2 separate regions of the Mus musculus genome follow, and region 1 is linked to region 2. Evidence: chromatin loops called from intact Hi-C (ENCODE). Cell type or tissue: gastrocnemius. All regions are shown on one strand. Each heading gives the region's core, and the rest is flanking DNA. Links, peaks and the distances in the headings are about the cores only.

Region 1 (15,192 bases), core at 7,594-10,093, 56 kb after region 2:
GCAGTATGTTCACTCCTTTTAATGATGTTACTGCACAACAGTTTAATAATTATGTATTTAAATAATGTGGCAGTCTTTTTGCTTCTGTCAAAGGATGGCTTGGTAAGAAAGAGAAGATTTGTTAACTCTCACTGTGCCATTCAGTCTAAGTGCAGGGTATTTTGTTATCCTTTACCGTCTGGGTAGGTATTAGAAGACGAATAGTTTAGCACTTAAGTTTTAATTTTTATCTTTGCCACTAAATGACCTTGGCGCACAAACTATTTGTTGTTACATAATTCTAATCACTTAGTGACCACCCTTTATATCCATTATAGAAAGTTATTTTTACTAAAAAGGGGCATAACAAATTAAATACTGTTAAAAATATTCATATTAGCATATTCAACAGTTTTTAGCAAAGTTATTCAAGGTCGAATGTGATGAAGTAGAGTTACTTTTCAGATACAAATGTTCATCTGTTTATAGAAAGAACTATCTTAATGAGTAATTAGTATATTTCATTGACAGTTGTGCCACAAGTGTGTTTTTATGAAACTGTAGACTTGGAATGTTAGATTTGGGGATTTGTCTAGTATCTTTAGAATAGTAGTAATTGCTTGAGCATCTGATAAAACATTCAGGAAACACTGGCTTTTATTTTGATAGACTCTGTTTCACTCCATAGGGAACCGAGTGGAGGCAGTGCTAGGTATTAATAATAGATTGAAGTTTGAGGCCATTCATACAACTTACAGTCTGGGCAGTAACTTCCTGCTCCAAACTCTACATAAGTCTTGTTTAAGTGTTGAGAGGAGATGGTGAGTGGCATCAGTCTGTGGTTTTCCTTCGGTGTTTGTTGAGGGTGTATGTATTTAAGATGAGACCTCACTCTCTAGCTCAGTCTGACCAGAGGGCTGGGATCACCCGTGTGATCTTGGCGGCTCAGTGCTTTCTAATGTAGAAGAGTGGTTTACTTCACAGTACAAGATACTAATGCTAATTAGCTTAGTTTCGTGCTTTGTTTATATCTCATTTATTCTACATTAGTAACGACTGACCTTGTGTTTTAGCATTTCTTCAGTATTAGAGATGATTCAGTGAACCAAGACAAGACCTCCGCCTTTGTGGGGCTTCTATTCTAATGAGAGTTTGAAAGAGTAACGTATATAATATTTTGGAAGATAACTGCCCTCGGAGGGTTTGACTACAGTGCAGGGTAAGACAGTTTTAAATAGGTAGTCATAAGGTGCAGAGAAGTTGGCATTTAAACAAAGCACTGGAGGAAGTAAAGGAGATGGGTAGACAAACATTGCAAGCAAAAGGAAGAGTCAGGTGGTGTGTGTCCTTGTGAGGCACATCAAGGAAGCCCCTGGAAACAGAGAGGCTATGGAGAAGCATCAGGTGAAGTTGGAGAGGAGAGAAGAGTGAGATTGTGGGAGATTTGGCTTGGGTATTACAGACTTTGGTGCTGTATTCAAGTAGGTTTTGCAGGATGTTGAAAATGTTCTGACTAGAAGCCTGGCTGCCTTGTTCTGACAGGTTGACAACTTGAGATTTGTAAACCCGAGAGAAAAGGAATTTTAAAGTTTTAACGTACTTTATTCACCGAAGTTATGATTTTGTATTCACATTCTGGTCTAGCATATAAACAGTGAATATTGCAGTTCAGAAGTATGGGTCCTGAGGCTTCACAGAGCTTGCCCAGGGTCTTCTTGTGGCTCCTCCCATCGTTTAGCTTTAAAATCTGAGGCCTAGATTTCTTTGATATATTAGCTTCCTCTTGTTTATAACTTGAATTTCTCTGCTGTCCTTTCTGTGGTTTTGTGTGCCTTTGTTGTTTTCTTAGAGTATAAGTGGGAGCATACTTTTTTTTAAATCACTGTTTCCAACCAGGAGACTGGTAATATACAAATTAATCTTCCAGAGTAGCAGGAAGAAAACTGAGTTACTTTTTGACCTGTTGCTTTTATTTTGTTTTGTTGACCTCATTATTAATAGCAATAATGTTATTTTCATAAAGTAGAAACAAGGCCTTAAAATTTGAAGCTTAAAATGTATCTATTCTTTGCAATAAGAAAAGGAGAGTTATTTTCCTTGTACAGATTTTATGAGAGTATCTTGTCTTTGAAGATTCTTCTCAGTACCAGCTTTGGACAAGTCACCGTGCTTGAGAACATGAGAACAGGGCACATGATTAAAAGGCAGCTTGTTCTGGTGGAAGGACAATATGTGGAGACTTGGGTTTTAGTTTCATTTTTCTGTTGTTAAAATTGAGGTTATAATAAATCATATTACCTCAGTTTCATTTGTAAAATTAGAGATTATAGGGTAAATACTATGAGTAATTCTAAAAACGACACTTAAAGTTGTTTTAGAATTTTCAAGTGCTTGTTTGGATAACAAATACTAATTTTCTAACTGTGTTTTCTATGCAGGTTAATGGTGCAGTGTAAGAAGCCTTTAAAAGTTTCTGATGAAATAGTCCAGCAATATCAAATTAAAAATCAGTATCTTTCAGCAATAGCATCTGATACAGAACAAGAACCTAAAATTGATCCATATGCATTTGTTGAAGGAGATGAGGAATTCATTTTTACTGATAAAAAAGATAGACAAAATAGCGAGAGAGAAGCTGGGAAGAAACACAAGGTGAGTAGGAGAGATTCTGTCCTGTCAGTGTACACACTGCCGTGTACTGCACATTGGATGTCACCCTCAGCACTGCTTGCTTTGCTTTTAGTGGTTTTGGTTATTGAACCTGGGCACTCTGTCACTGAACTGTGTGCCCAGCCCCACTCATTTCTTCTTCTTCTTCTTCTTTTTTTTTTTTTTTTTTTTTTTAAGATTTATTTATTTTATTTATGAGTCCACTGTAGCTGTCTTCAGACATACCAGAAGAGGGCATCTGATCCCATTACAGATGGTTGTGAGCCACCATGTGGATGCTGGGAATTGAACTCAGGACTTCTGGAAGAAGAGCCTGTGCTCGTAACCTCCACTCTACCCAACTCACCCATTTATTCTTTTAGAATAGAAAGATTGATCATATGTATGTAGATATGTTTATGTGACGATGAGTAAATCAGTTGTGTGACACACTTTGACTTAGTTTCTGATGACGGAGTTGTATTTTAATAGTGGATGAATAGTATATTAACTTTGGTCAGAATTAGAACATTTAACTGCACTGTCTTGGTGCTAGGTTTAATAAAATGTGGGATATTTTTGAGTATGTGATTTAGCAAGATTACTTTCTTCTTAAAAGCAAAAACTTTATAAAGTATGGGTAATGAAACTATCATCTAGGGCTAGGCTAGTGAGATGACTGAGTGAGTAAAAACACCTACTGCCTAGCCTGATCCCTGCGCCTTACGTGATGGAGGGAGACATCTCCTTTAAGTTGTTCTTTGAGCTTCATACTCATGGTGTGGCATAGATACACACGCACACACACACACACACACACTGTAATTAAGATTATGCATATGATTAAAGTTTTAATATTAGGCAATAAATAACTTAAGAATTTGGCAGTAAATCTAAAATATAAGCATTGAAAACTAAATGTATTAAATGATCCAGTGTTTACTACAAAGCAGTTCATTTCACAGAGTTGTATCTAGCTGTACTATATGCCAGTTACTTAGTCTTATCTTTTTTTAAATATGAAACCAGTACTGTCTGGGAAGGGTATATCCACAATTTAAACTCAACACAGACTCGGGAAATCTATACTATGTCAAAAGTTCCAGTTTACACCATCAGCTATGATTTCTGTGGCAGATTCCTTAGCATCCCTGTGAATTAAATGATTGATTTGTAAGGTGAGACCGCTGATTGTTTACTTTAAGAATTAGTGATAGCTAAATGTAATGGCATACATGTTTAGTCCTAGCACTCAAGAGGCTGAGGCACATCTCCCTGAATCTGAGACTAGCCTGGTCTACATGACATGTTCCTGGCCAGGCAGAGATCCCGTCTCAAAACAAAAACCCCAAGTGAACCAAACTAAACAATAGAAAGAGTAACAAGCCCCATATAGTGGTGTGTGCTTTCTAGTCTAGTGTATGAGAGACTGAGGCAGGAACATGACAAATATGAGGGCAAGCTTGATACATTAAACCTTGTTTTATACGCAACTTCCTGACTCCAAAGCAACACAGGAATTGGTGGTAATGCATTTAGAACATTTATAAGAATGTTTGACACATAGCTACTCAAGAATTGATAGGTTTTTATTGTTGGTAAAATATATAGCACTGCCCAATCTATAACACTGTTTCAGGTGGAAGATGGGACATCTGCTGTCACAGTGTTATCACACGAAGAAGATGCTATGTCATTATTTAGTCCCTCTAAACAAGGTAAAACTTCTTTCTAATCATTCATTCCAGTGATGATTTGATTATGTGATTTAGGAAAAGCACCTATTGCTTAAAAGTCAAAGCTTTATGAAGGATGGGCAATGAAAATACTCATCTGGGGCTGGTGAGATGGCTCTTTGGGTAAAGACACGTACTGCCTAACCTCATGTGACACTGTTGGATTTTTAAATAATCCTTTTTGCACAGTATATTTCATGGTATGGTTAGATTTATTGTTTATCTTGTATTTGAAGAAGCAAGTTCAGATGATAGCATTTTCTTAGAAATTGAGATGTATATTTACTGATTTTTGGCTAAGACTAAGTATTATTGAGCATGGTGGTGCATGTCTTTAATCCCAGCACTCTGGAGACAGAGGAAGGCAGATCTCTTGAGTTCAAGCTATCCTGGTGTACAGAGTGAGTTCAGGACACCCAGAGCTACATAGAGAAAACCCTGTCTTGAAAACCCAAACCAACAAAGAAGAAGATCAAGTGTAAATTGTTGGAATGTTTTCCTTTTTTTTTTTTTTTTTTTTTTTAATAGCTAGAAATAGGTCTGTGTAGTGAGATAAGAGCCTAAGGTTTTCTGATCTGAAAACTCAATATTTAGGACTTTGGGGTAGATGATCTTTTATTTTAAGTTTCTTTTCTTGTAGTCCGACCTGATCTCATTCCTGAGCTCTTGAGCACCTGAGCCCCTGGGATTACAGGTGTGTGTACCTGGTCTGCAGAGCTCAGTTTTTAAATGAAGCTTAGAAAACTTTCTGATTCTTCTCATGGCTTGAATGTATCAGAGAACTTTTTCTTTTCTTCTACTTTTTGTTGTTGTTCTTTTAGCTTTGTTTTTCATTTTTTGGTGATGTGACCGCGTACAGCCTTTGCTGGCTTCTATGTAACACACGATCTGGTAGCGGCTGCACTGCATTGAATGTCTTTTCTCATGCCTCTGCTTCCCAAGTACTGGGATTGTACCATGTGCTCCATACCCAACCAAGGATTCTTTTCTGATGCTATTAGTTCAGCTTCTTGTTTTGTTTTGCTTTTTTTATTTGTTTTTTTGGAAGCAGTTTCTCTGTGTAACCCTGGCTGGCCTTGAACTCAGAGATCTGCCTCCTGGGATTAAAGGCGTGTGCTACCACTGCTTTGCAGTCGAGCATATTTATATGTTCAGACTGTAGAGCTATAGTAGTCAAGAGTCCTTTGAAAGTATCTGTGTGAAGAAGGTATCTAATTTTAAAAATTGATAGATAGATAAACATGATATAGCATATGTATATATATTTATGATGCATAGTTTGTTGCTTTCTGTGGATATTTTAGTGTGCTAATCAAGCTATTTAATACGTATCATTTCATATAAGTACTTTTTTTGGAATAAAAACACGAAGATTGGTTTTTTTTGTTATTACCAGACATTAAGCATACTATAAACGTTAGTATGTATCATTTACATTAAGCTTTTGAATAGGCACAGTTTATCTTTTGGTATGTGTTTTTGAAGGCAATATTTTGTTTTAATATTTTGAGAATAAAGAAATGAAAATAAGGAAAAAATTATGTAAAGAAGGAGCAGGTAGTCTTTCATAAGGCAGCTTAGTGGCTCTAAGTATTGGTGGGTGACATCTTAGATTCTTTGATGAAGGGGTCTTTATCAAATTTCTAGTGGCATGTTGCACAGAGATGAAGTAAAAAAAAAAAAAATCCTGGACTTTGTATTGAGGCTCAAAAGAATTTGGTACTGAGTAAACTCACCAAGGTGCTGAGCCAGGATTTTGGTATATGGCTGTAGTCACAGCACTCAGGAGTTGACAGAGGAGTTCATGAGTCTGAGATTAGTTGGTGCACACAGTAAGTGTCTTACTACCCCTCTCCTCAATAAAAAGTTGATTTTCAGCCATGTGATGGCACACACCTTTAATCTTTCGCAGCATCTGGGAAGCAGAGGCAGGCTCTTGAGTTCAAAGTCAGCCTGGTCTACAGAGTGAGTCTCAGGACAGCTGGGGCCACACAAAGAATCCTTGTCCCCTCCCCCATTGGTTTATTATATTGTTTGACTTCAAAATATACTCTACAGCTAATAGTAGTATAGCACTGGCATTAAGGAAAAAGGTCAAAGGCATAGGCCAGTAAAACAGGGGAGGGGCTAGACGTAAAGTAAACATGTAATGATAGTATAGTATGTTTTACTACATGTATCCCATATAAATTAGCCAAATCGGGGTATTTTGTACTTAGTTTATTAGGAGCCTTAAAGCCCCTCTTACCTAGTTTTTTTTTTTTTTAATTATTATATCATTATAGGTCAAAATTCTGAAGTACAATCACTCCTCTATGCTATAAGCAATAGAACCTATTCCTTCTATCCAATTCTATTTTGGTATCTATTTTGTATCCTCTATTTTCTCTCCTCTATTCTTCTCAACCACTAAGAGTTATACACACACACACACACACACACACACACACACATACACACACACACACACACACACACACAATAACGGAAAAAAACATACCAAGCCTTTAGACAAGTAGTGATACTCCATTATTATCTATAAATATTTCTTTTTTTTAACAGATACTTAACATGTATTCATCATACATAATTAGCTTGATATTCTGTGATTCTATCATCTTTATTACGATATTTACATGCAGCCTTATTTGCTTAAATAAATCCCATCTGTTTCAAAATGAAAAAGGCCTGGATAGATGGCTTAGCTTTTAAATTGTTTGCCGGACAAGCATGACAGTGCAAGTTGGGATCTTCAGTAGCCACATAAATGTCAGGCAAGTGTGATGGAGCCTGCCTGAAATTCTAGCATCGGAGAAGAGGAGCTAGGGAGTTCCCAGAGAAAGCTGGATAGCTGGACTCATTGAATCAGTGCGCTCTAGGTTCAAAGGAGAGACCATACTTAATGTATAAGTTAGGAAGCAACTAAGGCAGATGCCCCATGTCAACCTCTGGCTTCCACATTATGCATATAATGTGCGCAGGTACCTGTGAATCTGCATATATTCAATCACATCACATAACACACACAAAAAAGGAAAAGTATGTGTTTTTAAGTATCATTCTAATGGCATTTGTATTTTTATGACCTTTTCTACAGAGCTTAACTATGGTGTAGATTATGTAACTTTTGGAGCTTCCTCGGGAAGCTTTATTTATGAGAAAAGAATTTCAGATTTTAAATTAGTGACTAGAATAATCGTGTTGCATAGTTGTTGTGAACATTAGGTTTTCTCTCTTGTTTAGTTAAACAGAATACTACTTGGCTAATAGTTGAGTTTTCAGTTTATTTTTTTCTGATTGTCACATGTAGATGCTCCACGCCCTACAAATCATGCCCGTCCTCCATCAACCAGTTTGATTTATGACTCAGATTTGGCTGTGTCTTACACTGACCTTGATAACCTCTTCAATTCTGATGAAGATGAATTAACAGTAAGTATCCTACTAATGATTAGGATTAAGTTAAATTTCATTGATTTCATAACAGTTTGAGTTTTGGAAGTGATTTATGACTTTATTACTATGTTTTAGCTCTGAACAGTAGGAAATATTTTATAATAAAACACATTTGATTGATTTTTACTCTCATGTTAAAGTCACCTTGACATGGTTTCCTGTAAATCTTGATGTGGGTATGTTTGAAAGATAGATGATCAAGTTTCATAGTTCTACCATGTAATTTTTTTTTCTTCAGTCTTTAGAATGATTTTTCTGTTCTTTGATCCTGTAGTTTGAGAGGTGACTCTGGAATTGAATTAGAGAATGTTTAAGTAATTAACATTAGGACTTTATACCTTACCAATTTCATAAAAATGCTAGTTCTTAGCCGGGCGTGGTGGTGCACACCTTTAATCCCAGCACTCGGGAGGCAGAGGCAGGTGGATTTCTGAGTTTGAAGCCAGCCTGGTCTACAAAGTGAGTTCCAGGACAGCCAGGGCTACACAGAGAAACCCTGTCTCAAAAAACCAAAAAACCAAAAATGCTAGTTTTTCTCAAATTATTTGACCTTACTTCTGTTACTACGAGACATAGTCTTGAAAATGGTAAAGGAGAAACCAGAAAATACTACTTCATCGTTCACACCTGTTTTCAGAGAAAGTTGAAGATAAAAGTAAACACTTTAGGGCTGGCAAGATGGCTCAGTGGGTAAGAGCACTGACTGCTCTTCTGAGGGTCCTGAATTCAAATCCCAGCAACCACATAGTGGCTCACAACCATCCTTAATGAGATCTGATGCCCTCTTCTGGTGTGTCTAAAGACAGCTACAGTGTATAATACTGTATACGTATAATAAATAAATAAATAAATCTTTTTTTTAAAAAGTAAACACTTTAAATGATTTCCTAGAATGTCAGTCGTCTAGCAGTTAATTGGGTGCTACAGTGTCATGAAAGGGAGTCCTTTCCCATCTACTTAAAAGTAGTTTAGGACCTGACTGGCATATTTGGTGTTTGTTGTCTTATATAATATATCCTGTGAGGATATCTATTGCACATGTTTGAACATATGAAATCTATTACAGATATTGGTAAGTCAGATATAGCTCTATGTGAACATTCACTCTTTACCCTCCAGTGTAGTGTGTACTAGGGCACGCTTCACTAGGAAAAGAACTTTGAATATGGTCCATATAGACAGATCTTGTCTCTACTAACACCCAGACAGCAGCTGTGGCTTTTTGGAGGTAAAAAATTTGTCATGTGTGTGCTTTACTTACAAAGTGTTCAACATAAGACGTGGAACAAACGTTCCTTCTAAAAACATTGGTAAGAGCTGGATATGGTTGCACATGCCTTTAAACCCCGGTCTTGGGATAGGAGGCCAAAGTGTTGGGAGTTCAAACTCAGCTTTGTCTACATAAAAACAAGAAGCCTACTTAGGTTATATAAGGCTTTACCTATCTCAAAAAACAAACAATCCAATCCACCAAAAAATGTTGGTGGTGAGAGATGCTAAAACTTGGTTTGTTAGGAAGTTTCCCTGAACTTATGCTCAGTATTAGATCTGTAAAAATATTTTTGCTAGAATAACTTTATTAAACCAAGGTGAAAATTAAAGAATTAAGAGGAGTTATTAATTATTTAGGAAATCTTAATATCTTTTAAATTAAGGGACAGATTCTTTGAATATCTTTTGCTAAAAAAAGAATTGTGTTAATTTTACCTTTCTTGCCTTTTACTTGTTTATTGCTTATTTTCCTGAGGATGCCCTTTTCTCTGTTAATCCCAAGACTTACCAATGCACTCCAGTGATGGATCTACCTGTAAACTGTCTAGTATGATATTTAGCTCTGTCGTAGACTCAGAAAACCACTTTTGATGACCAGTACTTAATCCTTTAACTTACATATAAGCGAATAATACTGTGTGATCACTTTGGGTTTCACATTAATATGTTTTTCCCCCCATAGCCTGGATCTAAAAAGTCAGCAAGTGGATCAGATGATAAAGCCAGCTCCAAAGAATCAAAGACAGGAAATCTGGATCCGTTGTCCTGCATAAGTAAGCATCCCAAATCTGAGCTCCAGCTTGGCTTAAAAACTTAACTCCTTTCAAAACTCCTTCACTGTAAACAGACTCACCTCTTTTAGTTTGTTAACATGGGTGTTGTACTACACACAGGCACTGCAGACCTCCACAAAATGTACCCCACGCCACCCTCACTGGAACAGCACATTATGGGCTTCTCTCCAATGAATATGAATAACAAAGAATACGGTAGTGTGGACACAGCACCCGGAGGGACTGTCCTGGAAGGAAATAGCTCTAGTGTAGGAACGCAGTTCAGAATCGAGGTCGAGGAAGGATTCTGTAGCCCTAAACCGTCTGAAATTAAAGTAAGTATTTTCTAGAAAAGTCATTTCCTCCCTGTGTTTTCTTATAGGATTAATTGCTGTGTTTAAGAATTTTTTCACAGTTGATTTTAGTGTTATGGCTAATAAATATGAGGAGGGAATTGTGGGACCACTATGTAAAATGCATTCAAGAATAAAAACAGATAATATTTATACTTTTGTCCATTTAAAGAACAGGCTAGAGAAGATAGTCGCTTTGATTCTGTTTCTTTGTTTTTGTCCCTGGAATATAAGGCACTGAAAGTCCCCGTTCTTTATATTGTAGGATTTTTCTTATGTCTATAAGCCCGAAAATTGTCAAGTTCTAGTAGGATGTTCCATGTTTGCACCTTTAAAAACTCTACCAAGCCATTGTCTGCCTCCTATCAAATTGCCAGAAGAGTGTGTTTACCGGCAGAGCTGGACTGTTGGAAAATTGGACTTGCTTCCTTCAGGCCCTTCAATGCCATTCATCAAGGAGGGGTATGATTGATGATGTTATTATAATACTGATTGCTTGTGTGGGGTGTGTGTGCGCGAGCGTGTGTGTGAGCGTGTGTGTGAGTGCCCGTGTGTGTTAGAGGGCGGCACTGGAGACTCTGCATGAGTACGAGCCACATGTGTTGCCGTTTACTCACTTGAGACATGGTTTCTCATTGGATCTGAAACTTGGTGTTTTGTTGAAGCAGACTGACCAGCAGCTTCCTGGAATATGCCTGTCTTTGCCTCCCAAGTGCTGGATTATAGCTTGTTTAGTTAGTCATGCTCAGCTTTATCACATGGGATCTGAGAATCTGAACTCATGTCTTCAGCTTACACAGCAAGCACTTTTACCCATTGAGCCATTTCTGCAGCTCAGCTTTTGTTTTTCTTGAAGTAGCTGGTATGCTGGAAATAGAACATTGGTTTTGGAAATCCTAAGTAAATAAATTTAAAATGATTCTTGTTTATCATAATGATAATAGAGATGGATTAACTCTTTGAGACCATAGACCAGAAACCATAGACCATTTTTGATTTTCAAGGTACCTTTTCTTTTAGCCTTTGATTCTGAATTGTCCTCTTTTTTATACTGCCATTTTACAATTACTTCACATCATAACAGATAAAGTTTTGCATTTTATTACCAGTCACATTTTTATAATTACTATGGCCAACTGGGCAGTGGTGGTACATAGTGGCACTCAGGAAGCAGAGGTAGATGATCAAGTTTAAGGACAGTCTTGTCTATAGATTGAGTTCCAGTGCAGCCAGGGTGTGCTACACAGAGAAACCCTGTCTCAGAAAATCGAAAACAAAAACAAACCAAAAAATCAAAGCAAAACATTCACTATTACCACTTTCTAACACAAACATCCCAAAAGTCAGAATTTATTTTTTGCTATCAGTAGCAATTAGAGTCAATGAAGTATGGATATTTGTAGCATTAGAAATTTATAGATAGTAAATATGGTTGTCCAGATGTGGATGCTTCATGAATTTTTTTAAGTCTTTGTGTATCCTTACATGACTTCATGTGCACTACATATGTGTAGGTGCCCACAGAGACCAGAGGACATCAAGACACCTTGGAACTGGAGTTAATAGGCAGATATGAGCTTCCTGATATGGGTCCTGGGAACCAAACCTCTGAACCTATGGCCCCCCAAAATGCAGCAAATATTTTAAACTCCCAAGCCATAGTTCTAGTCACTGCTTCATTTTATAATCTTGAATCTGGTTGCTTATTATTTTTGATTCTAGTTAGCTCACAAGAATCTTTATAGTGCTCACAGTAAACCTGAAATAAGTCTTATTTCTCCCTGTAATCTTGTAATGATTACCATATAGAAATGTCCAGTGTTGCTTGGAAGTGTATGGAGGATGCTGTTTTGTGTTCCATATATTAATGTGTTCTTTTATGCATTTGTTCCTCTTTTTACCCTGGTGACAACAGTGATGGCAGTAATTTGGATCAGGACTATGGCCCCGCCTACACACCGCAAACCCATGCTTCTTTTGGGATGCCTCCGAGCAGCGCACCTCCTAGTAATGGTGGTGCAGGAATTCTTCCTTCCCCATCCACCCCTAGGTTTCCAACTCCAAGGACTCCAAGGACTCCAAGGACCCCTCGTGGGGCTGGTGGGCCTGCTAGTGCTCAAGGTTCAGTCAAGTATGAGAATTCAGACTTGTATTCACCAGCTTCCACCCCATCTACATGCCGACCCCTCAATTCTGTTGAACCTGCAACTGTTCCTTCCATCCCTGAAGCGCACAGTCTTTATGTAAACCTCATCCTTTCAGAATCAGTAATGAATTTGTTTAAAGACTGTAATTTTGATAGTTGCTGTATTTGTGTCTGCAATATGAATATCAAGGGTGCCGATGTTGGAGTTTACATTCCAGACCCAACCCAAGAAGCACAGTATCGGTGCACCTGTGGCTTCAGTGCTGTCATGAACCGAAAATTTGGAAATAATTCAGGATTATTTCTTGAAGATGAACTTGACATCATAGGACGTAACACAGACTGTGGGAAAGAAGCAGAAAAACGTTTTGAAGCTCTCAGGGCTTCCTCTGTGGAGAATGTTAATGGAGGCCTGAAGGAATCTGAAAAGGTGCCTGATGAATTAATATTACTGCTACAAGATCAATGCACTAATTTATTTTCACCCTTTGGAGCAGCAGACCAAGATCCTTTTCCCAAAGTGGGTATAAGTAGCAATTGGGTGCGTGTTGAGGAGCGGGACTGTTGTAGTGACTGCTGCCTCGCCTTAGAACATGGGCGTCAGTTCATGGATAATATGTCAGGAGGGAAAGTTGATGAAGCACTTGTCAGAAGCTCATGCTTACATCCGTGGGCCAAGCAAAATGGTAAGTTTGTGAATTTGACTTTGGCTTTTTTTTTATCCCTCGGGGGGGGGGGGGGCCGTGAGTAACTTACCAGTAGGTCACATAGGAATACTAAAGTTTGGACTTAACCCTCAGTTAAAGACAGCTACATGTTGGGTGTGGTGTCTCATGCCTTTAATCTCAGCAGAGGCAGGCAGACCTCTGTGCGTTGGAAGTCAGCCTTGTCTACATATGGAGTTTCAGGATAGCCAAGACCAGTATGAGACCCTGTCTCAGAAAAACAAATAAGACTGTTACCTAATGTGAGACTTAGCTGTTTAGATGAGTTTCAGCAATTAAAACGTTATTGTAATCTTTAACTATGTACTGACATAGAAATGTAAACGGCATGTTGCATGTTAGCAAGGAGAAAATGAGTGATTGTTTCTCATGCAGCCATCTAATTTGTCTTTTGAGGTAGCTGCACTGCTCTCGAGCTGTGCCCGGGCTCTCAGTAGCTGCTTACAGAGCACCTCGTTCATGCTCAGCGCTGTTCATGCTCACTCCTGAGCAGACACAGCCGCTTTTGGTTTTGAATTTTTATTCGATTGTTTTCTTTGTTTTTCCTTATGTGTGTGGGTACGTGATTGCATGTGTATTTGGAGTTTAGATACATAGAAGGATAGCCTTCTGTGTCATTCCTCAAAAGCCATCAACCTTGTGGGCCCCACTCCTTGTGTATATCAGGTTTTTCATTCACAGGGCACTGACTGGCTAGGTTAGAATCCCTTGTCCTTTTGAGCCTATGATTTAGTGGAGGAGACAGTTAAATAACAACAACAACAACAGAAAATATATACTTGCATTACATACCAGTTACGAGTACGTGGAAGAGAAAGCAGGGCAAAAGAGCATGTTTGCATGGGAGGATCCTTATGTGCTATTTTAGAAATATGGTCAGACATGTTAGGGGGGAGAACATTTATAGAAAGGCCTACTTGAAGTGGGAAAAGTGAGCCAGAGTAGTTAACTGGGGGAAGAATGTTAGTAGACAATGTAGTTCCAAGTCCTTGAGGACATAGCTCTCGGTAAATTTTAGAAACATAAGTAGTGTTAAGTATGTTGAGTGATGGTCATACTGATACACGGTGAAGTGTAAGAGGTGTCCCAAACACTTATTTAATTTGTGTGTGAGCACTTCCATGTTTGGGTGCACATGTGTGCTTTGGAAAATGTGTTGAGGTCAGAGGCCACTTTGAGGGAGTTGGCTCTTTCTTCATATCCTCTTGGTTTAAGGCTTGAACTCGGGTTGCAAGGCTTGGCAACAGGTACTTTTACCCTGGTTCTGGGTGTGGGTTTTTAGGCTATGCCTTTAGCATTTATTTGAAATGCCTTGGGAATGGTTCTTAATCGGAAAGTAACACCACTGTCTTTTTAGCTTTAAAAAAAAAATCCCTGGGATGGGAAGTGAGGGAAGATGAGAGAAGCAGCAGTAATTTTGAGTAGAGAATAGTCATTTAGTGAAGGTGGCAGCTTGGAGAAGACTGGAAGCCATAGAACTAGTGGCAGTAGGCTCTAGATTAGATGGAGACGTAGACCTACAGAGTGTGCTGATCCACTTAAGAAAAGATGAAGTGTTAAGCCTGGTTTGTGCCAATGCTGGTACTACTGCAGAGAAAGAAAATAGGAGGGTTGCAGGCACACATTTGGAGGTTAAAATTCAGAATTCAGGTTGTATGTGGGTTATCAGTATTAAATACTATGGAAAGCCAGGTGTGTTGTACATCTGTAATACCAGCACTGGGAAATTGTAGGAAAAAATCAGAAATTGAAGATGATCTTTGGCTACATAGTAAGTTCGTGGCCACCCTGGAATATATGAGGCCCTTTCTTTTCAAAGGCCGGAGCTGGATGGGCAGTTTTGGGGAAAAGAAGGTCAGGAAGGAGTCTGAGAAGGAAGAAGGAGCAAGGAAGTGATTGCTCTTGTATGAGAATATTTGAAGGAGAGTGATTATATGTATAATAATGCCTTCATAAAGGTACAATGTGACAAGACCACTGGATGTGACCTCATGAAGGTAGTAATTAGAGACCTAGATAATCAGTTCTGGTCAACCTGATTAGAGTGAGTGTGAGGAAATGAGAAACAAACTTGAAATTTGGGAGACATTGGTATAAATAGAG
Region 2 (15,192 bases), core at 6,483-8,982:
TAATACATAACTAATAAATGTACCTACTAGGGGCTACTGAGTGATATCTGGGTATATGAGTGTATTGTGTCTGGCCATGTCTGATGCAATCTTGTGAGAAACTCTCATCTAGAACCACCTGGCCAATCCACATCTTAGATTCTCAGTTCTCAGAAATTATATGAAATAATTGACAATCGTTGTTTGAAACTCTACCAAGTTTCAAAGTATCTTTTTAGACAGAACTATGTAGCACGACTGACTTCTGTTACTGGTGTTCTGTTGTAGCAAAATCCTTATACGCAGATATGAACTTGGAATTTGGACAACAGTTATGAGGACAATGTTAGATAGTAATATATATATATATATATATATATATATATATATATATATATATATATTTAGTTTTGTTTGAGACAGGATCTCATATAGCCTAGGCTGGCCTCAAACTATCTAAGTATCTCAGGCTACCCTCCTTTTGCCTCCACCTAAGTGTTGGCATTACAGATGTTCACCATTGTGACCTGCCATTTTCCTACTTTGGGACAGGAAGGTGTACAACCATTTTATTGTTACTCTTGACTCAGTGGCATAGTTATCTCTGTTTCACAGATACCCAGGAACTGTTCTCAAGGAGTTGTACTTAAGGAACTGCATCCGAGAAGCCTCAGTTCTGCCTGAACTTAACTTAGATGTTGAGATGCTAGATAAACTTCCAACTAATGCTAGAATGTGATGATAGTTCTGTTAACTTGGTGGAGGGAGTGTATGCTTTTTACATGTAAAACAGACATGAATCACTTGGGACCAGAAGGTATGCCTAGTTGCTAGTCTCCAAGATAGCAGCTAGTTTCTAAGACAGTTCATTTCTAGTTATTTCTGCTTCCTGATATTCATACCCTTGTGTGATTCCTTCCTACTCTTTACTACAGTTGGTCTGTGTGACCAACAGCTCGTGGCAGAAGTGATGGTATGTTGCTTCTGAGATTAGGTTGTGAAAAACTGGCTTCCGTATGGATCTCTCCCATCCTCCTCATCCCCCAACCCCCGCTCCCAATCTTGGATTACTCCTTGTTGGAGAAGTTAGCTGTGTGTACTGCATAGTCTCAGAAGACCACTTGGCAGAAAACAGCTGGGCAGGAACTGTTGCTGCCAGTGGCTGTAGGAGTGAACCCGGAAGTGAGATCTTTAACCCTACTCTAGCTCTAACCAACATCTTGACAACCTTATGAGAGAATGTGAGCCAGAAGCACCTGGCTAAGCCAGCCACCCTCTGTTACTAACTCCCAGGAACTATGTGAGGTAATACCATGTTTGTTCTACGCTGGTATGTTTCCATGCCATTTCTATACAGCAGCAGCAGCAGCAACAACCAAACCAAACCAAACCAAACCAAACCAATAGATGGATGGATGTACGTTTAGGAGCCAAGACAGCCAAGCAGGCAGCACAGAGGGTCTTTTCTTTTCTTCTCTGAGATCATCTCAGGTGGATCAGGCTGCCCTTAAACTGGCTATGTAGTAGAAGATGATCTTAAATTCCTGATCCTCCTGCCTCAGCCTTCCAGGTGCTGTGATTCCAGGCATGTACCATCACACAACCTGATTCCAAATCAAACCACAAAGGAATTAGTGAGGAAGCCTGATGCTTGCTGTCTGCAAGGAGCAGTCTAGCACAGCAAAGGAGAAGGTAGAAGCGAGGGTGAATAGACAGATTTTCAGCAACCAAGATTCCCCCCCCCCACTACCACCACTTTCAGTAAAATTCCCAATAGTAGTTTTCAGAACTCTGACCTCAAACTCCAGCTGGAAGAACACGATCTAAATTCTTCATCCTAAAAAGCAGGGCATGCCCAAGTCCTATTCATCAGTGAAGAAGTCCTAAGAGAAACACAAAGTTCTTTTTGAGTTATTTCTTCCTTAGTACCTAGGGTAGCACCCCTCTTCTCTAAGTACCATCACACTTGATCCTCAGCCATTTAAACCATTTGAAAACACGATTGTAAAGGTGTTTATTGTATGAGACATAATAACTATTTTAAGAGTCTGGTCTGGGGCTGGAGATATGGCTCAGCAGTTAAGAGCACTGACTGCTCTTCTGAAGGTCCTGAGTTCAAGTCCCAGCAACCACATGGTGGCTCACAACCATCTGTACAGCTACAGTGTACTCATATACATAAAATAAATAAATCTTTAAAAAAAAAGAGTCTGGTCTGCTTCTGATTCACTGTCATTCATTGGCCCATCACACACCACTTAGTAAATACCAGAGCATGGTAAGAGAATGAATGAATGTCAAAGCCAGGGGTTGAAAAGCTGTAATAGGTATTTTCCTTTCTATGACCATCAAATAAGCTGTCCTATAAGCTTATGGTGAAACCAAGAGATTGTAGAATAAACTTTTCTTGGTTGTCATATGTTTTGAACTTCCTTGAACTTTTTCTTGAGGAAAGAGAATAACGAGATTGCAAACTAGTTTGTATCTGGGCAGGAATAATGATCCTGTGAGACCAAACTCCTGCCTGGTATTTCTCTCCTCCTCTTCCTCCTCCTTCTTTTCCTCCTCCTCCTGTCCTGCATGAGGAGTAGGCTCAAAGAATTACATTTGTCTTCTCTTTTAGCTTTGGCCACTCAGAAAAAAAAAAAAAAATCACCTCAAAGAAGAAAAGCGTGGTCAGCAGTGATTCCCTCTGTTTTCTCAGGTTCCCTGCTGATGGGATAAATGACAGTGGGGGTAAATGGGAAACAGAAAGGGTGTTTGTAGACAAGCTCCTTTAACTTGGGTCAGTCCTCTCCTCTCCTCTTCCTGCCTGAATTGCCACCATGCCCCCAACAAGTCTCCTGGAAGTTTGTTTCTGAAAACAAATCTTAGCTTGTCACAATCTTATTTAATCTTTTCTGGAAAAGAAGCAAACTCTTTATGATTAAGACCCAGGATTTCAGCCGGGCGTGGTGGCACACGCCTTTAATCTCAGCACTTAGGAGGCAGAGGCAGGTGGATTTCTGAGTTCGAGGCCAGCCTGGTCTACAAAGTGAGTTCCAGGACAGCCAGGGCTACACAGAGAAACCCTGTCTCAAAAAACAAAAACAAACAAACAAAACAACAACAACAAAAGACTCAGGATTTCTTCTCTAACCAAACAAACTGTCCAGCCCCTCTTTTTTCCCCTTTCTTCTTCTGGGATTTTCCCCCTCCCCCACCTTTCTTGGCTCAACCCAACTAACTCATCCTTCAAGATTTTGTTTCAACTGTCCCTCCAAGACGTTTCTCAGAGCCTTTGTGATATATTAGGCCCCTTAGCCTGTTTCAGAGGCTGCTGTGGGCACAGGGAAGCTATTCTATATCTCAACATTTCAATCTAGAAAAGTGGAATAATAGAATACCTCAGAAGCTAGGTGCACAGTTACAAGAACCCTGTCTGATATGTACTGCCTGTCACATATTAGGTGTTAGTGGGAGTGGCCATTTAGCCCAATCTCTTCATCCCTTTGTAAGAACAGGAGATCCAGTCAGTCAGGTAATTTGACTGGAATAAAGACCTGGAAGGAGACAGTACTGAGGTTTTGCTAATAAAGGTTTGCTAACCTAATTTCAAAGTAATGGAATTAGGAAGGGTTGATTTCAAAGTTCATGCTAAAATGAAACATTTGATAGAAAACTTGAGGCTGAGCATAGTTGTTATACTTTCAAGAAAAGTAGCAATTTAGGTTTTTCATAGATGGAAAGACAATGTTTTCTTCTTTTCTGAGCTGGCTGATTTCATTTGCTTTGTTCCCCCACCTTTGTATATTCACATTCCCTGACTGAAATGCTGTGTAACTTCTTAGTCCTTCTTTCTATTGAATTAAGTACAACATTAAACCATTAACATGACCTTAAGAAAAATCAATACTGTCTCTAGGCTGAAGATCACTCTCTCTAGGGCTTAATTGGTTCCTTCTTTGCTTTCAGCTTTTGACTCTAAACTTGTATTACCCAACACAGTAGCCCTTAGTCACGTTTAGCTATTGGGCCCTTGAAATGTGGCTGGTCTGGATTGGAATATTCTTTGGGAAAAACAAACAAACATGGATTTTGGAAGGTTTGGCTAAAAACAACTTTTAAAAAAGGGATAGCTATATGAATATATTTTATATGAACTACATGTAAAATGATATAGTTTCTGATATATTGGCCAAAGATTTTAATATGTCTAACAAACAGTAATTGAAATTATAGGATTTATTTGGCTTTGTTTCATTTCTATTGGCTAGCGCTACTCTAGACTTGGCTTTTTTTTCCAGAATCATGGGTAGAGGATTAATCCTAAGGTCAAATGCTGCCCTTTCCTGGACTTCGCTATATCAAGTAAGGAGTCCACAGGCCAGAGCCTCTGACATTCCATACAGAATGGAGTTCCTGAAAACCCAAAAGACTTACAGAATGGTTTTAGGTGCAGAGATCACTGAGTGGATCTGTATTTCAAAGAGAAGATAGCCAGTAATTATTGACCCAAGGCTACCTCTCAAAGTCATTTTGAAATTCCTACTGGGCTACTGTTAGGTATTTTTTCCTCTCTCTTAGTCACTGCAACAACTCTCACAGCTGGTGCCATTTTACAAACCCATTTTATAAATGAGTCAATTGGAATTGTGAGGCAAGAAGGAATAGTTTTGACTGCATTTGGTCCAACTGTCCAGATGTCATATCTAGTATCTTCTCCATCTTATTCTTGCATGTTCTTACACACATACACACACACATACACTATGTGCTGTGTAAACTGTATAATGTACAACAACAATGTAATCTGAACCCTATAGAAAAAGATTATAGAGAAAAACGGGAAGATTTGTTTGTTTGCTTATTTATTTATTTATTTATTCATCCATCCATTTATTCATTCATTCATTCATTCATTCAAGGTCTTGCTATGTAGCTCAGGCAGGTCTCAAGCTCACTCATGATTCTCCTGCCTCAGCCTTTTGAGTATATATATATATATATATAAATACATAGGGTTTTTAAAATAGTATATATATATATACTATTTTAAAAAAAGCAATTGATGAACCTACATTGACACATCACTGTTTCCTAAAGTTTCTATTTTTGTTTCTCTTTAGCTCACACAAAATGTCATCTTAACACAATGTAGGTGGTTCCCAAGATGCTCTCTGAGAGTGATGCTGGCCCCGTTTTCTCTTTCTCCCTAGGTTTCCATCCCTCTCTCTGCTGGGATCTTAGTCCTCCACTGCTCCGCTTCATTCCCCTTCTCAGTCTCTTCTGCTGTCACCCCTGCCCCATCCCCCTTGGTCCCAGAGTTCTTTCCTTCTTGAGAAGTCTTTTTTTGTTGTCAGATTCTCCTCTCTTTTGGAGAAGATTGACATTCAAATGAAAGTTCAATCAAATGTTACTTCCTACGTGGTAGATGTCAGGCAAATTCTACCTGCCCCTGAATTCCTAAGGTATGTATATGTGTGTCTGAGAGGGGGAAGAGGAGGAAGGGAGGGTGGGGTGGGGGGAGGGAAAAATTAAGGAGGATGGATATACATTAGAAAAGGAGTGGGAGAGGACATTTCAAGTTGAGGAAGAGAACAGAACAGGTATGTGAGGATTCTCTCAGAGAAGGAGAGATGAGTGAAGGAGCCTTTGCCTCACTGAGTCTTGGGATCCCTGACTCCTGGTGCTGGCACTCAGTTATAAAGGATACCGACCTTAGTTGATTTGAGCTCCTGGATTGAATTAGTCCTGGTTGTATAATTGACTTTGATATGTGGCCTTTGGATCTGAATTGGGCTTAATAAGATTTAACTGCTTCAAAGAGCTTTATAAGAATTCATTCTATCCTTCAAATCTGATTTCAGATGCTGCCTACTTGACGCCCTCTCAACTTGGAAACTCCTCCTCCAGCGCTCCTAGTGTGTCACACTTGATGCCTGCCTTATTCAGGTCACTGCCTTTTCTCTTATTCTGTAGGAATTGCTTCTCCAGAAATCCCGAGGAACAGGCACATACTCAAAAAATTATTTTTCTTTTCTATTGGAGGAAAAGTCTTGCCACTACCCGAGTCTGGTCTCGAACCCTCAGTCTTCCCGTCTTAGCCTCCCAAGTACGGGACTGCAGATGTGTGCTACCACTTGGTCATGATTTAGAAAATCATTTTAATGGTTAACATTCATGTGATTAAGGAAGCAATGGGACCAGTACTTATGATCAACATTATTTCATCAAACACTTTAGGAGAAAACTACTCTGATTATCCTTGATTTATGATAAACTAATTTGATTTAGGGTCAGATTTGATCTAAGGTCCACTGGCAAGCAGCAGAACTTTCTCTGCAAGTTTTTGGCTTGAGGACCTTAATCAGCACTAAGGTGGACAAAGAGGTGGTGAAGAATACTTTTCATTTTATGGCTAAAAAAGTAAGCTAGAAGAGTCTACTATTTTACAGAGATAATTGTGACTTAAAGTTCTGATAGCTCCTAACTGTTGTCTCTTCTTTTCTTCTTGAGACAGGGTGTTACTATGTAGCCTAGGCTAGCATGGAGCTTCCTTTGTGGACCAGAATGGCTTCAAACTCAGAGATTCCCCCTGCCTCTCCAGAGCTGGGATTAAAAGCTTGTGTCTTTACTCCTGGTATCATTATCTCTTAATCTTTCCCGATTCCTCCCTCGTCTCCTCCTAGAATCCTTTTAAAGTTTGCATGGAAAATGTTTTGAACTCTTCACTGAAGAGTAATCCAGCCCAGAATAATTGTTTGGGAAGGGATTTAACATCATACATGGTTTTTCTTATTCATTTCTAAGTTTTCAAATATCAAGTACCTACTGTGTGCTAGAACATTTTAAGGCACTGGACAGCTATAGCAACAAAGGGTCAGTTCTCCTGATTCTCACTCTCAGAGTTCACGTGTTTCTCAAAGTAACCACAGAAAGGAAGGATGGAAGTATAGTAATGCATGCCTTACACTGCTTATCGGGCGCAGGCACGAGGCTAGTGCTCAGGTTGTATTCATGCATCATATAACAAACATAACATTTGTTTTCCTCATTTTACAGATGAGGAAACTGAGTCACAAAGAGGTAAAAGACTGGCTCCAGCTTCGAATCCTGAACAGCAGGACTTTATTTCTAGTTCATTAACCACAAGACCATATCGTTTCATTTTTTTTACCTCTTTATTATAACTTAAAAAGAGAGGGCGAGGCTGGTGTCTATCCAGCTCTCATTCTTTAGCCCTAGAGTTCTGCGATGTACCCCGGCGGCCTTATGGAGTGAATGAGAATGCATTGGAACGTCTTTCTTTTTCTTTTCTTTTTTCTTTTTCTCTCTCTCTCTCTCTTTTTTTTTTTTTTTTGCCAACTTTCTCTTCCAAAGAATTTGAACTGATTTCCAAGTAATTCTCGATTTTGAAGTGAACCTTCCTGCGCTGCTGCACTTTCCCCAGCCAGCAGAAAGCTAGGGCCAAGACTCGGGTCATCTTAACCGGGGCATCCAGCAGATGGCGCCATGTTAGTAGCCACCAGCTGGCCGCCCGGTCCCCGGGGCTCCGAAAGCTTCCCTGCCCTCCCTCACCGCCTTCTCTCTCCCCCCTCCCTACGGAGCCCGGCCCACGTGACCTCGCGGCGGCCAATGGGCGAGCAGAGAGGGCGAGCTGGTCCCTGTGGCCGCCATTAAAGCGAAGGGAAAACCCGTGAATTCGGATTAAAGGGGGAAAAACACCGCCCGCTGGGCCCACAAAATGGGGGAGACTACGGCGTCCAGGCGGTGAGGCGGCAGGAGAGCAGACGTTAGGCAGGCTTGGCCCAGGGACAACACGAGGACACAGCCGGAGAATGGACTGAGCCCACAGACGCCGCCACCACCTCCGCCGCTGAGGAGACTCTGGGCTTAAGGACATCGCCGCTGCCGGGCCGGGGGCCCGGGGTGCTCTGCCGGTCCTCGCCCTTCCCGCCCCTCCGCGGGCGTCCCCGGGCCGCGGAGAACCCTCCCGGGCTTCTGGGCTCGGCCCGCTCGGACTCGGGCTCTGACTATTTATCGTGTACCTGATTGTTATTATTATTTTTTTGTTTTTCGTTTTTTTTTCTCTTTTCTTCTTTTAAATCTTTTTTTATTTTTCTGGTGGAAGGGACAGACATCCCTTCCCCTCCTCTCCGGAGAGGGACGCGCGTCCGCGGGCTCCGCAGTCCCGGCGGCCGGCCGAGCGCGGCGCGGCCCTCCCGCCTGCGGCCTCGGCCCCGGGCGGCTGGGTGCCTCCGGGCGGCGGGGGCCGCGGCGGCGCCGGGGGGCGGCGGGGAGGGCGGGCGGCCCGGCGGCCTCCTCCCCACCGCCCCCCGCCCTCCCCGGTGTCTGTGTTTCTCTCTCTGGTCGGAGGCGGCGGTAATGGCGGATGGTGGGTTGTGGCGCCGGCGGCGGCTGCTGTGAGGGACGATGAGTTCCTCCTTCGTGTCGAACGGGGCCAGCCTGGAAGATTGTCACTGTAACCTCTTCTGCCTGGTGAGTGCGGGGGCCGCGGGCGGTGGGGGAGGGGGCCGCGCCGTGCGCCCTTGGGCCGTGGGGGAGGGGGTCTGGGTCGCATCCAGATGCCGGTGTCCCCCGGCTAGGCCCCGCCGGAGTCGGCCTCCTCCGAGGCTCTGCGGCCGCCCCGGGAGGCAGCGTCCGCTCACCTACCGACCGGGGCTCTGCTGGGAAGAGGCTTGTCTTTCCCCCCACCCCCTCGGTCTTTCTCCTCCTCCTGTCTTGTTTTGGACTCTTTTCCCCATCCTAGTCTTTTCCTTAACTTGGGCTGCTTATCTGCCCGGATAGTAATATTTTCTTGTGTGCTTCTTGCTTCCCCGCCTCCCCGCCCCCCGCCCCTTGTATCGAACAGTGTATCCCTTTTCCACACTTTCCACGATTGCCCCTGCTCGACTGCCTTTAAGCTCGCTTTTCCCTTGTAAGTGGGCTTCTCTTAAACAGGACCCCCCCAAAAACTTACGTATTAAAACCCTCTTCGTTTTGTAAGTTAAACTAATACAGGGGTAGTGTCCTTATGGGTGACTTCAGATCTTTGTGTAAAAACAGTGTGTGCCGGTTCATATGTTTTCTTTTTAAACTTTGAAAACATTTTGCCATTTTGACAATTTCTAGCCATCTTGCTTTTATTAGAACATTATGTTTTTGTGAGAGTGGAGGGGCAAGTGGAGGAGGTACTGTGGTTTCGCACTAAACGTTCTATATTTGTCTGTTTTGCTTACGTTTTAAGAATGTTTTGAGCTGGCTGTTCCTTTTATTGAACTGAAAAGTCTGGGGCAGCTGGAATTAGGGATGTTCTAGTACGTGTATGTAGGTCGGCCCAAATCGGATAACACTCAAGAGTTAAGACTTTTGTCAAAAGTACCAACTGTTGCAAATATCTAGTCCTGAATTAAACGATAGCCGAGCTTCCTGAATGACTAAGTTAGAGTGACTTTTTTCATTTTTCGTGTGCTCTGAGAAATATTAAGTCTATCATAGGTAAGTGAATTAAGTGGGTGGAGCATAACTAGTTGGCAAGCATAAACTGCCAGTCATGTATCAGCAGTTTCATTTTTGGCACCTTATGCTTTCTGTCACTAAGTTAGAATAAGGAATTACTGAATTTCCTTTGTTGAATCTCTTTCACGATGTGGTAAATGGGGATCTTCAGCACACTTACGTCTTACAGATTAGACTGGTTTTCTTGACATGTCCATTAATCAGCATCTCGTCACATGTAGTAAGATGTACAGCAGGTTTAACGTTTCTGTCTTCCCCAACTGGATCTATTTTTGGCACTTTGGGTTTTTTTTTTTTTTTTTTTTTTTGAAGCTAGATTAGCACAAATCTGACAGCTCTTTGGAAGTGGTTCTTTCCTTGGAGCTGTGTGCTTGTGGAGAATTAACAGGCTTTTTTTTTTTTTCCTTAAGAAAAAAAAAATTCAGATGGTTTTCGTATTAGAGCCATGACTTCTTACAAACCTGGAATGAGAGTCTTTACTTTCCAGTTCACCAAGGATCAAATGTGACTGACAGAGAGGACTGTAGGACAGAGGAGGAGGCTAGACTTACTGTGCAGGCTTAGCATCATTGTCTCATTGGTCAGCTCTGGATATGTTGCATTTATTGTAGACTTGCTACTCAGTGACATCTTTGATAATTTATGTAACAGTTTTGTGTTCTTTTCCTTAAGCTCTTGTTGGTTGAAACATTAGAATTCTTTGCTGTGGTGTTTTTGGTTTGTTTGGTTGTTTATTTTGGTCATATCTTTAGGTACTTAAGCATGCATTAAAAATAGTGATGTTTTAATGAAATCAAGGACTTTATAGTGAATATATATTTTATATATAAATATATAAATAGTATACTTATATTATTATACTTAATAACAAATATTTATTACTTAGAGTGAATGAACAATAATATAGATATTTTGCTTTCTTTTCCTTCAGGCCGACTTGACAGGAATTAAGTGGAAAAGATATGTATGGCAAGGCCCAACTTCCGCCCCTATTCTGTTTCCGGTGACAGAAGAAGACCCCATTTTGAGCAGTTTTAGTCGATGCCTTAAGGCAGATGTACTTGGTGTTTGGCGGCGAGATCAAAGACCTGGAAGAAGAGAATTGTGGATATTTTGGTGGGGTAAAGATCCCAATTTTGCTGACCTTATTCACCATGACTTATCAGGTGAAAGCACTTTATCCTTTTTAACTGTGCCTTAGCAATGTTGTACACTTTCCCAATGTGCTTCTGCTGTGGTGGACGGCCTTGTCAGCCTGGATCTGTAAGAGGGTTGCCATGCTCTGTTTCACCATCTTTGTTTTGGTTTCCTTAAGTTACCTGTGTAGATTCCAGGAGACTTGAACTCTGACTGAGTTTCTTCCTCTACCTCCCGGCTTCTTTCTGTAATTTCTCACAGGCAGTTTGTATCTAGGGAAAGCATTTTCATTAACCTGAGAAAAATGGAATCTGGAAGCATGTTATTTTTACAGTTATATAATAGTCTTGAAGCCAAGTGTAACTCACCTTTGAGTCTAGTTTGCTGTGTTCTTTTTTGTCTGACCCCGTGGGCAGGCCTAGAAATGTAACTTTGTTTGGCATAGATTTTCAAAAGTATAGTTGTATTTTAATATTATTTATGATTATGTATTAACTCGGGGAGGCATATGCTGTTTTTGGGGGGTGGGGGGTGGGAGGGTCTTTAGACCCTGCTTCGTCAAAGGGTATATTAGTAAGGACAAGGGCCATCTCATTAACTTTTAAAGGACAAAGGTCATTATCTGAAAGGTTGTACAGAAACGGTTTATTATGAGCACATCAATATTTCTTTTTTTTTTATTTTCTTGACTTTTAGGGCCAAATATACTTTAGAAAGAAACTATAGCCCTTTATGAAAATTACTGGTTATGTTTATTTTAAACTCAGTGTAAGTGTATCTTTGACTAGATACTCTCGGAGGGAACCAAGTTCTAGTTTGATAAGAGTTTTGACAGCTAAATTGAAAATTTTTAAGGTCTTTAAAATTTTCTGTGTGAGCAGGGAGTGTAGGTGTGGGTGTAGATATGTGTGCCACCATGTTGTGTAGAGGTCAGAGGACAACGTTTTTGGAGTCCTGCTTCTTCCATCTTGGTGAGACAGGGTTTTACTGATTGTTTTGCCCTTAGGAAGCTTATTTCGGGCCACCTGGCCCTCTTTGTTTCTGACTGCTCCTATCTCTGCTCCCCTTCTTGGTGTAGGGGTGCTGGAATTACAGATGCACCACATCTAGTTTTTTTGTGTGGGTTCTGGAAATCGAACTGAGACTGACTAGTGTTTTTACTCTATCCCCGAGCCATCTCTCCTGCTCCTTAGGTCTTTTGAAAAAAAGCTTTCTTGTATGAAAGTTAGTTTTCTGTGGTTTATGGTTTTGAACTGTAGGATCTGTTTTATTTTGTATGAAATATAATCCAGAAATCATGTAGCCTTACTTAAATAAATACCTTAAGTTTACTCACAGGGTTTAGTCTTCTTGATAAAGTTGGCACAGCATCTGAATACACTTTTTTATTTGAGACGGAGTCTGTGTTGCCTTGAATTCAAAGCCCCCTTCAAGCTCAGCCTCAGTCCTGGTTGGTATTACAGCTGTGTGCTACTCTGTACAGCCTTGAACAAACCTTTCCATGGAACACATTTTATGCCCTTTGAACTCGTATTCCTTCTGGTTCCTGCTGGAATTAGAGATGTGTGCCATCAGACTAGGCTCCAGATAGCTCTATCTTGAACTAATACTTTCTAAGGTCAACATTTGTTTAAGAATGCGCCTTTTATATATTTTTAAGTCACCTTTTGTTTTTAATGAATTCTTCAGCATTTTGAGAGTGGTGCAGTTGTTTTATGATAGAGCATTCTGGCTTTCCTGAAATGTTACTGAAGAACCTAGTTCTTAGTTCTAAATATTATAATGTGTTTGTGATTTTGCTTGTTTTGAGACAGTGTTACACATAGTCCATTAGGGCTTTGAAGTCCTGATTTTCCTGCCTCCACTTCTCAATGCTAGGATCAAAGGTGTGTGCTACTACACTTGACTTATACAGTTTTAGATAGTAAAGAGATGAGTGTATATCTGTAAATGCATACTGTGTTGTCTGAGTGTGTATCAGTAGCCTTCGTGCCTTTTAGCAAGGTGTGCTTTCTGCTTCATGCACTAAATGCTAAGCATACAGCTTCCTTTTCCTTTCATTGACTTAGGTGAGAGTTATTTTAAACATTGAAATGATTCATGAAGTCACCTCAGTTAAAGTGTTTGTAGGTTGTTTGTTTGTTTACTTTCTTTTAAGTGCTAAGTATTGAATCTTGGGCCATGTGTATATATTAACCAAGTGCTCTACTGTTGACCTTTATCCCTGGCTCATTGTTAAAATGTTGATAGACTGTTTAGACACTGTTGTTAAATTGAAATGTTTAAGCAAACACAGTCAGTGTTAAAACTATAATGGTGCTCAGAGTGTTTGGCTAGCCTGAGTAAGGTCCTGGCTTTGAACTCCCAATACCACAAGAAATTATATGAATACCTTAAGTCTATGAGAGTTTAGTCTTCTTGGTAAAGTTGGCACAGCATCTGAATACACTTTATTATTTGAGACGGAGTCTTGTGGTGTTCCTTGAATTCAAAGCCCCCCTCAAGCTCAGCCTCAGTGCTGGTTGGTATTACAGCTGTGTGCTACTCTATACAGCCTTGAACAAACCTTTCCATGGAACACATTTTGTGTAATCAAAGATAAGTTTAAATACATAGTGTTTAGTTTTACCATAGTGATTCTAATGTTTTGAAGGTTAAAAGTCTATTAAAATAGAATATGAGCTGTTTAATAACAATGTATGTTGTTAAAACACTTTGTGTAGCTTTTTTCTTCTGGATTTGAGGTCATCAGAAGTGTGTTCTTAAGCAAAGCTTGGTTAGAGTTTAAAGTTTCTCCTTCCTTCTCCTTTAGCATAATTTTAAAATGACAATACCTGCACTCTAATACAGATACTGATCCTTGAATATAATCAAAATTTTGTTGCTGTCAGAGTCTGCTGACTGCTATTGAATAGCTAAATATTTTTATCAAAGTGGAAGTGACCCAAAGAGTGAGCACACACACTGTTGAGTAGCATGTGAGCATGTCCACTGTCTCAAAGCTAGCCCTGAACTCTTGGTTTACAAAGTCAGTGGTATTTATATAATGTTTTAGCTTCTTTTTAACCTGTTGTTTACTTTAGAATGTTACTTAGATCAGACTATCTTAAAGAATAATAAGGTCTTTTCAGATGGAGTATATTTATCTTGCCCTTTTTTTTTTTTTTTTTTTTTTTTTTTTTTGCTCCAGGGACACCGTCTGCCTCCCTTTTGGGGTAATTAGTGCGCCTCTGTGCTCTAGCTAACCCCCTTTTCATTTCTTCCCATCTGTGGCACTCGGTTCCCTTCTTTTAAGCTCCCTTGAGAAGAGAGCAGCTGGACAGTAGGGGTGGCATCAGCTGCATGAGGCAGTCCTGAGCTCCAAGTGGAGGTGTAGCAGTGAGGAAAGAGGACCAGGAAGGACCCAGGTGGTGACTAAGCAGCTAGTTAATTTGGCTTGGGCCTGCTCTTCTCAGTCAGTGTCCCTCTGTTTGGTTCAACACCTACTACTTCTTGTTACTGACATGTTTGTGATTATGGAAATATTGCCCTCCTTATAGGGGGTAGGAGGAGAAGGTAGGCAATCATTTTTGTAAAGATTAGAATTCTCTGTTTGTTTTTTTCCCACTGATGTGTTCAATAACAAAACCACAGAGTAGCCCCTTTATCTACTCTGTCTCATCTACAGCTGTTTTTAAGAATAATTTTCTTTGAGGTAATTTTAGATTTATATAAATCTTGGTAGGATAGAGTAGAGAGTGCCTGTGCATCTCTTACTTAACTTTTTTTTATTCTTAATATCTATGTCAGAATGATGGACTTTCTAAAACTCATAAATCAGTATTGTTATACTAAAATACCTAATCACTTGGATTTCTTTATTTTCACCTAGTTCTGTTGTTTTTAGGAGCTGGCCTGGGCTGCCAAATGATATTTACCTGCCCTCTTATTTTTTGCTCTTCTGGGCTTTGACAGTTTCTCGGGGAACCTCCCTGCTCCTTTTTGATGATTTTGACAGTTCTAAGAGTCTGGTGTCTAGTCAGGTTTCGCAGTGCATGTTAAATTTAACCTTCTCTTCTGCCTCACACCATTTAACACATTTCTGGGTTACTATTAAGTTTAGCTAATGTATAGACAGAAAACATAGACTGAGTAAATTGTATTCTACACTTTGAATTTTTGCTTATTTTGTATCAGTAGTACTTGATGCTGTTTCACAAAGTGATTTGGGAAGGTCTGGTGATTTTTGGATAAGGATTTGTGCTCATTGGTATTAGCTTAAGTATAACATTCCAGAAAGACATTTGTTAAAGAGAAAAATCCCTTGAATTTCAAAGCCAAATATATGAGTTTTTATTGTATTTATAGGAGAATGGATAGGTGAATCTGTGTTGGTTTATTCTGGTTACAGGTTTTTGAGTTGTTTAGTAGTGTGTGAATGACAGATGTAAAGTTGGTGGTGGGAAAATCTTAGCTCACTGGCTCCTGTCAATTTCTCCAGTGGGTGTGATTGATTGACTCTTTTAAATGTACTGTTAGTTAGTTCGCTGTTTTAAAAAGCAAGATTGTTTTAATTTTGCTTGGTGTGTCTTGGAG

Evidence for each region. Hi-C counts contacts between places; a loop is a spot of excess contacts. Peaks named below come from ENCODE experiments on the same cell type or tissue, not always from the same donor. Only the 100,000 strongest peaks of a DNase experiment are listed, where the experiment ranks them.
Region 1: it touches region 2 in a loop (2.6-fold over the local background); 9 of 42 quality-filtered maps call a loop at or near these places.

The regions. Positions count from the first base shown.
Region 1 is chr11:86,296,138-86,311,329 of GRCm38, reverse strand. Med13 (mediator complex subunit 13) reads left to right here. Exons shown (of 30, transcript NM_001080931.2): 10 at 2,418-2,631; 11 at 4,268-4,346; 12 at 7,675-7,796; 13 at 9,775-9,865; 14 at 9,986-10,200; 15 at 10,484-10,680; 16 at 12,134-13,050. Brip1os (BRCA1 interacting protein C-terminal helicase 1, opposite strand) reads right to left here. Exons shown (of 7, transcript NR_130959.1): 7 at 6,887-8,108. Among named protein-coding and RNA genes, the nearest start is that of n-TQttg2, 42 kb to the right of the region's middle. In gastrocnemius, for the core only: no CTCF peak of the experiment used is centred there; no DNase peak of the experiment used is centred there.
Region 2 is chr11:86,350,728-86,365,919 of GRCm38, reverse strand. Med13 (mediator complex subunit 13) reads left to right here and starts at 8,324. Exons shown (of 30, transcript NM_001080931.2): 1 at 8,324-8,460; 2 at 10,412-10,646. The coding sequence starts at 8,395. It overlaps Gm38937 (a long non-coding RNA gene), which reads left to right. Exons shown (of 3, transcript XR_880098.1): 2 at 5,322-5,429; 3 at 5,829-5,908. In gastrocnemius, for the core only: a CTCF peak has its summit at 7,470 (motif pointing right); DNase peaks (open chromatin) are centred at 7,539 and 8,437; H3K4me3 peaks cover 1,503 bases; H3K27ac peaks cover 1,459 bases.